2 separate regions of the Homo sapiens genome follow, and region 1 is linked to region 2. Evidence: chromatin contacts called from ENCODE Hi-C or POLR2A ChIA-PET data. All regions are on one chromosome and are shown on one strand. The core of a region is the stretch at or near the end of the contact, and the rest is flanking DNA. Distances in the headings are between cores, read along the strand shown.

Region 1 (4,304 bases), core at 1,805-4,304, 170 kb before region 2:
AGCGATTCTCCTGCCTCAGCCTCCCGAGTAGCTGGGATTACAGGCTCATGCCACCACGCTAATTTTTGTATTTTTAGTAGACACCTGACTTCAGGTGACCCACCCACCTTGGCCTCCCAAAGTGTTGGGATTACAGGTGTGAGCCACCTCGCCTGGCCCTGTAAAGCTAATCGTTATAAAATGGCTCTAATTAGATGCTAACTGCATCCTGCTCTCCCTACCCTCCCCCCAACCCCAAAAGGTTACAATCCTCAATTGTAAATGTAAACGAGTGATCTCTACTTTCCTTACAGCCTCAAGGCACTCTTTACTCCCCCTCCCTTGGTTTCCCTTTGCTAGTTCAGTTTCCCTCCTACTTCTTTCCAAACACCAACATTATTTTATACCTTCCAGCTCCTGTCATTTACCACTTCTTCAACATTCAGTTCTGACTGCATCCATTTCAACTGCAAGAAAAAAAAAAATTGAAGTTATAAAATTTAAAGAGCAAGAAAAAAAACTGAAGTTATAAAATTTAAAGAGCTAAAACCACACTCATGTTTACCCAACAAAACCTGCTACTGCTCTAGTATTTTTGTCTGTTAATGGCAGAGTTTGGAAGCTTCTTTGACACAATCAGCTTTCCCCATATCTAATCAATTGCTAATCTCAAACTTTGCTGCATATCCTAATCACCTTGAGAGCTTTAAAAAAAAAATATCCCAAGGCCAGTCAGTTCACAGAAGACATACAAAAGGCCAGTAAACATAACAAAATGCCAATCTTACTCCAGTATAAAGAAATGCAAATTAAGCCATAACATGGCAGAATGAATAAGTTTGATAAAACCTAACATTAGTGAAGGTACGTGAAAAGATATACTCATATATTCTTAGTAAGAGTATAAATTGTTACAAAATCTATGGAGGGCAATTTGGCAAGAATCATAGGAAATGTACATTCTCATGTCCTTGAACCCAGGGATTCCAGTTCTAGAGATTGATCATACAACTACAGACTTGCAAAGATAGCACAGAGGAAAAAAAGGACAAGGAAGTGCAAACCTGACCTGAATAGAGAATTAAGAAAAAAAACCCTCAGGGAGGAAAGAGAATATACATGGAAGTGATCTAGAAAGGCATGCGTTTCCTCACACCTTAACCATACAGTCAGAGGTCTCAGGCTAAAAATGCCAAGTCTTTCTAGCTTTCTTTATAACTGCCAACCTAATTACTCCAACAGAAAAGTAGCCAATTCCATTGCCAGGCCCTGAGAGCAGGACTCACCATACTCCCAGTAGCATTTTGTTAGAGGACTTGAAGGGGAAAAAGCTGGCTAGTTCCAGGCAGAAGGCTTGAAAATATTCAGGAAAATGAGGAGAAAAAAGCATGAACTATAGGTTGATGCCAACTAAGAGGTTAACACCAGGACGATTTCCTCAGGCCAAAGTGAAGAACCCAGGCCAGATTTGGGAACAAAATGTCAGAAAGCTCAACAAGATCTGGGCAAGCATGAATCTGACACCTAGGCCAAAGACCCTGGCCAACCAGGAGCGCAGTTCAGGCAGGAGGTTTGAGAAATTTGTGGCAACAACGATAAGAATGGAACTTCGGACAGATCCAATGGCTCCTTGCAAACTCCCTTCTTAGATTCAGAACTGGCGTCAAAGCGTAGGCCTGTACATATGGCTAGAACTGTGGAACAAGGAGAAGGACTCATTCTGACAATTAGTCCTGTGCTGTGCAGTAGTAACAAGCCTGAAGAAGCCCACCAATGCAACCTAAGTTCCCATTTTAATCAGCCATACAGACCAAAATCATTAAAGCTCCACTTCTCTGACAAAGCCTGGACTGACTGCCAAAGAAATAATTTCAGTTGAAGAACAGTGTGAAAGTCACTAAGATAGTCTTCAAAACTGCTCTCAAATATTTAAAGGGATACTATGTAGAAAAGGGTTCAGAATTATCCTGGGTAACTCCAGAGAGAAGATTAAGAAGCAGTACTTATATATCATGGGAGCAGAATTTCACAATATGAAAATCTTCGAACATTAGAACTGTCCAAAAGAGAATACCCTGACACTGAGACAGGGAATCCTCCCCTGTCACAACACCCTGCCCTTAAGCAGTAGTGAAACAAAAGCTAGAAACCACTGGTTGGTGATATGACAAAGAAGATTAATGCAACAAATATGGAGTCCCAGAGACTCATAAAGGAAAGAAACTGCTACTTTGTAGCAGCCAATATGCTAGCTCTTACTTACATCCTTGAATCCTCCCCGCACATGCCCCCCAGAAATAAGAAGTTATTAGGTATCAACTCCATTTTACAGATTCAAAATCAGACTTTTCAGAACAATTAATACACAAGGTTACAAAGCCACCAAGGTAGGTGGGATTTATTTCCTCAGAGCTGTCTGCCTTTGGATTATTTTTTAAAATTCTACAACATTGCAGATATTACAGCCAATTTCTAATACAATTTTATCAGTGCTACCAACAAACTGTCACCTTTGAGACAGTTGTCTTTGAGACTGTAGGTCTTCAACAGGTAAACTTAAGGCCACTAACATGTGACAGCAGTTATAGAGGTCCAGCAACGAAGGTGCTTTTTTTGAGTTAAATATTCAGGTAAACTAGTGGGGATTTTTTGACTGGCATCTGTCTATAAATGAAATATACTCACTAAAGTATCTGACTATTAGTCACAACTTAAAGAAACTGACTGAATGCAGGGTCAGAAGAGATGGGTTAAAGTCCCAGTTCTACCACTTACTAGCTTGTGGCTTTGGGGGTGTCAGTTAGTATCTCAAGTATCTCTGAGTCTTTTTCCTCAGATAGAAAATGAAGAGGTAGAGCTGTACCATCTCCAAGAGCTCTCTCTGATTCCATAATCTTCATAGCAAACTTGAAAATTGAAAAAAAAAATTCACATTTCCTTATTTGCTTATGTACTACCCCATGGTTACCCCCAACCCTATATGTTATCAAGCTAGAAAGCAAACCTCATGCAACTCACTGATTGGTTTCTAAACCCTCCTTGCAGTGGTCATCCTGGTGATTCTATCTGGGCCCTAAAGACACAAGGGCAGATCTCAAGGCTGAGCAAATTGTGTGTCACAATCATTCCCAAACACTCAGTAGAGTTTTGAACTTTGCTCTCCACTAATGAGTCACTCTGTTGTTTGACTTGATCTGCAAACAGTGACTTTTCAGTTTCCAATTTAACAGCCTTTGCCCTGCAGTTTCCTTTGTCAACACCTTCAAGGGCGTTGAAATACAAACTCCAAAATTACTAGACTTTCACCAGTTTTATATAAATTATCTATATGCCGGCTGGACACGGTGGCTCATGCCTGTAATCCCAGCACTTTGGGAAGCTGAGACGGGCAGATCACAAGGTCAGGAGTTCGAGACCAGTCTGGCCAACATGGTGAAACCCTGTCTCTACTAAAAATACAAAAAAAAATTAGCTGGACGTGGTGGCAGGCACCTGTAACCCCAGCTACTAGGGAGGCTGAGGCAGGAGAATCTCTTGAACCTGGGAGGCGGAAGTTTCAGTGAGCCAAGATTGCACCACTGCACTCCAGCCCAGGCGATAGTGCGAGACTCCATCTCAAAAATAAATAAATAAATAAATAAATAAATAAATAAATAAATAAATAATCTATATGCCTTCATGAACAGCAAGGGGAGTAAGATCAACATCACTGCATAAGGTCACTGTCCAAGGGATCCACCAGTGCCTGTGGCATGAGCAGGTATGGAATACAGACCTGACGCAGTAGTCATGAACAAAGAGAGCAGCAAAGACAGTGGCTGAGTCCTGGATCCAGTGAGACATCCAGAATTGGCGGAATGATCGAAAAAGTGCAGCAGCCTGGCCTACTCACCTTGTGTGCAGCCAGCTACAAGGAAAGAGGTTTCTTTTCTTTTCTACTAATAGTTTTCAATAGATGACGAGGTCCCCTTTTCAAAGTTCAGCTACATCTACTAAACAAAGGGCAAACTTCATGACTGTGCAGTATGAAAAGCATGACTCAATCCCACAAGGATCCGTAAGTCACCTATTATGCCATCTTAAAATACAAACATGAAGTCAGGTGTGATGGCTCACACCTATAATCCTAGCACTTTGGGAGGCTGAGGAAGGTGGATCACTTTGAGCTCAGGAGTTTGAGATAAACCCGTGTAACATGGTGAGACTCCATCTCTACCCAAAATACAAAAAATAAGCTGGGTGTGGTGGTTCGCGCCCGTAGTCCCAGCTACTGGGGAGGCTGAGGCAGGATTGCTTGAGCCCCAGAACCAGAGGTTGCAGTAAGC
Region 2 (4,076 bases), core at 355-2,854:
GGGCAAACATTGCAGGAACTGAGTTTCAATCTTGAAGGGACTATGAAAACTCTGAAAATGACTGAGTTCACCTTGAACTGTCAAGATTCAAATTTTCCACATCTGTGGTCATGGGGAACGTGAGAGTTGGGTAAAGTTCCATTATAGAGCCATAAAGGAAATGAGTTCTATGCCTGAGTTTTGTAGGACTACAGATTTTAGTACTTATTAAAGTTATAGATGTCATAACAAAGGAATGGAGGTATGCAGGAGCACAGAGGAGGAAGATACTTACTAGGCCTGTAGGCCTGCAGGAAAGATGCCAACCAGGAGATGCCATTTGTACTATGTCTTAAAGAATAGGGGTTTGTAGCACTGAAAAGGGCAAGGAGGGAAGTCATTCCACAGACAACGGGATAGAGGCATGAAAGTAAACAGCATGTTTAGGGAACTCTAAAAAGTTAATGGCTGCAGTCTTGAGGAACATAGTGGGTGATGACTGCTGAAATAATGTGGGAGCTAGGGCCTTATATTCTCTGCTAAGGAGTTTGGGCTTTTATCCCGTAGGCAACTGGGAATACAGATATTAAGCAAGAATGTAATTTTTAGCGTGATAATTCTGGTGGTAAAGGATAGATTAGGTAGGGGTGTGTTTTGTGGCAAGGAGAGGACCTAGTAATAGTCTAGGTCTGAAGGAAGATTAACTAAGGCAGTAGGAATAGAGAGGTGAAACTGGGCTGAGATCTTCATGAGAGTGAATCACTAGGACTGGGTGAATGCCTGGGTATAAGGGTGAGGGAAAAGGAGGAATGGAGGATGATAATGTTTCAGCCTTAGGAAACCTGGTAGGTAGATGGTGATGATACTAACCAGGTTAGGGAGAATCAGCAAACAAAGGGCATATTTCTTAGGGAAAATCATGACCAAGAAAAGGGATCAATTTGAGTTACCTATGGGACATCTGGGTAAAGATGTCAAAAAGAGAGTGAGACATATGAACCTGCAGGTCAGGAGAGAGGTAGGGAGTTAAGAGTTAGAAATTCCTAAGTCGTCATCATTGAGGTAGGAGTTGAGGCCATGGGAACAGGTGCCATCACCAAGGGGGACATCGTAGAGGAAAAAAGAGAGAAGATAAAGAATGGGCAACAGGTGAACTCGTGAGATTATAAATTGTAAGGGCAAGAACTCTATGGTTTTTTATTTACACTCTATTTCTAGTACCCCTAGCACAGGGCCTGATTCATAGAATGTGCTTAATAAATACCTGTGGAACAAATGAATCAACCCAGTAAGAAACTGCATGTGTAGATGCCTTCTTGCTGCACTCAACCAAGTCCTACAAGCAAGAGATTTATTCAGAACTGGTTGGAATGCAAACATAAATAGAAAAAAGAAAATAAAGGTTTGTTAACAGAAGTTCTGTCTCCTTTGCCTGTGGGTGGCCATCTAAATTGACTGAGAGTCCTATAATTTGGAATATTGCACGGCTGAAAAAGCTAAGAGCTTTTGTACTCCAAATAACAACAGCTTCAGTGGTAGCAAGATTGGTGTCTCCTGGGCTTGTCTGGCACCTTCTGTTAAGAGTTCTCTCTAGCCTACAGAGATGAGTCAATTGGTGCAGGTCACATTATGAGTCATGTCTGAATTGCCTCAAGGCAGTGGCTGTTAAGCTAAGGGATAGGGAGAAGGGCAGAGCACACAGACAGCAGGTAAGAGACCAAAATCTTGAGTTGAAAGACTATATGGAGACAAGATCTGTGGTTAGGTTATAAAGACATAAACTTAACCAGAAGAAATTAGGCCTCGTGCCCACTGAATTTTTAAAGGAACTGTATTGCTGAAGAAACCACAAGCCTGGTTGCAACAGCCTGAGCACATTCTAGCCTGTGAGAAAATCCATGGCTCCCTGATAGGCAATGAACCTGGAAATAGCCAAGGGCCACAATATATAAGGAAGATTTTCCCAGAGTGCAAAATAAAGGTTTTACAACATGGAATAGGGAGTCCTCTCTATACCTGTTCGGCAGCATGTAGATAAGTGGTGTGAGCCAGTGGCTGTTGTGTGTTTTGCTTCTCCCCTTTCAACATGAGAGTTTTCATTGCAGTTTTCCCGCTCCTTTTTATATCACTATATAATGAGTATGTTGGGGGCAGTATCTTGCCTTTAAGCTTTAAGAGAGAACTGCCTGCTGGGCATGGTGGCTCATACCTGTAAGCCCAACACTTTGGGAGGCTGAGGTGGACGGATCACGAGTAGCTGGAGATCAGCCTGGCCAACATGATGAAACCTCGTCTCTACTAAAAAAAATACAAAAATTAACTGCACGTGGTGGCACATGCCTGTAATCCCAGCTACCTGGGAGGCTGAGGCAGGAGAACTGTTTGAATCTCGGAGGCGGAGGTTGCAGTGAGCCAAGATGGTGCCACTGCACTCCAGCCTGAGTGACAGAGCAAGACTCCGTCTCAGAAAAATAAATAAATAAATAAAGAGAGAACTGCCTGAACTTGAGCTGATGATGAGTCTGGCTAAGACCTTGGGACCATATTCCTTGGGAGGATAGTGGGTGTCTTAGATGTTTTAGTAAGAAAGATGTGTATAGATGTTGGGTAGGCAAGTAGCAGAGTCTGTCACAGGACTGAAAAGAGAATACTCACTAGATTTGGAAAGTAAGAGCACAGCGATGATCTTAATGAAAGTAATTTAAGTAGAAGTAGTGGGTGGGGATTGCAGAGAAGCCAGCTTTAGGAGCAAATGGAAATTATAGATTTTTTAAGACTTTGCTAATGAAGGGACTATACTGATCATCACTTTCCTGATTGCCCCAAAAGGCTTCTTGGTAGGGATTCATTTCTCTATTTTTATCCCCAGTAATTGTCTATGTTCAACATTTACCCCAAGTTTTGCCTATGTTCTCTCCAGAACAAAGAAAAGATGATTTCTAGAGCCTTTGCATCCTAGAAACCAAGTCTATTGGAATTGACTCCTCAGCAAGGATCATGCTACATATGTTGAAAGATAAAGATCAAGAGCCACATATTTAATAGACCAAGCAAAATCAAGCCACCCCGCTAAGTATCTCTCCATAATTTTTACTAAATTTCTTTTCCTCTTTTGGAGAGAACTAAAGCCAGAAATCTTCATTAGTGACTGAGGAGTAGAGGGGGCAATATAAGAATTATATATGCAATGTTTTTGTACATCTGAAAAGAGACATGGGAGTTACACATAGAACTCCTATGGATGAAGAGGATCTTAAGATGTTATGCACTTCACCTGCCAAATGATACCTAATTCATTCACTAGCAGGCTATAGGAAACAAAGGGATGAAAGAGAAAAGACCAACTTTCTTAAATTTGGGAAAATGCCCTTTTAATTAAGGGATGAGGACGGTTCAGTGCTGTTGGTAATAATTTTGTTGAGATAAGTAAGGCAAAAAAAAAAAAAAAAAGCCTCAACGTGTTCTCTGCGGATAGGACACAGAAACACATAAAGGAGAAAAACAGTGAACCGTAGTTCTTACTGCTCACACTTTTCATCAATGTAAAATGCATCAGCAACAAAAGATACGAAGGAAAAGTAAAAAATACCACTCTTTCCAAAATACTTTGTGACCTGGGTCATCATTTGTGACCTCTAAATCACAGTCACAAATGATCCCTTCCCCACAACAACAAATGCTATCAGTGGAAGAATCTACTGATGTCAGCTCACCAAATTCCACAGAGTAGCCCCAATGATGAGGCATTGACACCTACCGCAAGGTGTCGAGTACATTCTTTGAAAGCCAACTCTGCATACCACATTGCAGAACTGGTATGGGACTTGCTGAAACAGCCTATGGCTCACAGGTTGCCTGTGCAGTTTTTCTTCCATCATTTTCTTCTTTCTTTGAAAGGCAGCCATAAGGACCTCATTGTCTATCTTCTCCACCTAGAACCATAGAAAAGAAAGACTGAAAAAGAGGCTAGAGAACCGCTCTTTAAATTGCCTGCTATACTGCTTCAAAAATAAAGGAGCTTATGTGCATAATACTACTTTGCATGCAATTCGCTTTTCATAGAAAGTTGCAAAAGAGTCTCTCCTCCCTCTAATCCT

The links. A loop is a pair of places that touch in the nucleus more often than their neighbours do. ChIA-PET counts read pairs that join two places held with the same protein, here RNA polymerase II (POLR2A). Pooled maps may share reads with other maps.
Region 1: a loop to region 2 is called in a pooled map, with 6 times the contacts of the local background. The contact joins two enhancer-like sites. A Hi-C loop is called at or near these places in 4 of 50 pooled maps. POLR2A ChIA-PET finds 5 or more read pairs at or near these places in 3 of 52 experiments (GM10248, common myeloid progenitor, CD34-positive and naive thymus-derived CD4-positive, alpha-beta T cell).

What each region holds. Positions count from the first base shown.
Region 1 is chr3:122,362,582-122,366,885 of GRCh38, forward strand. It overlaps MIX23 (mitochondrial matrix import factor 23), which reads right to left. Exons shown (of 5, transcript NM_001017928.4): 4 at 387-446. Among named protein-coding and RNA genes, the nearest start is that of MIX23, 18 kb to the right of the region's middle. RefSeq lists an enhancer at 3,063-3,207 and a cis regulatory region at 3,128-3,141. Within about 2 kb of position 3,055, at least 7 of the 41 ENCODE cell types and tissues checked have a DNase peak (open chromatin) inside an H3K27ac peak, as active enhancers do.
Region 2 is chr3:122,532,432-122,536,507 of GRCh38, forward strand. PARP9 (poly(ADP-ribose) polymerase family member 9) reads right to left here. Exons shown (of 11, transcript NM_001146105.2): 10 at 3,737-3,911. All of the region lies in intron 4 of LOC105374071 (a long non-coding RNA gene), which reads left to right. Among named protein-coding and RNA genes, the nearest start is that of KPNA1, 20 kb to the left of the region's middle. RefSeq lists a silencer at 1,451-1,745. Within about 2 kb of position 1,605, at least 2 of the 41 ENCODE cell types and tissues checked have a DNase peak (open chromatin) inside an H3K27ac peak, as active enhancers do.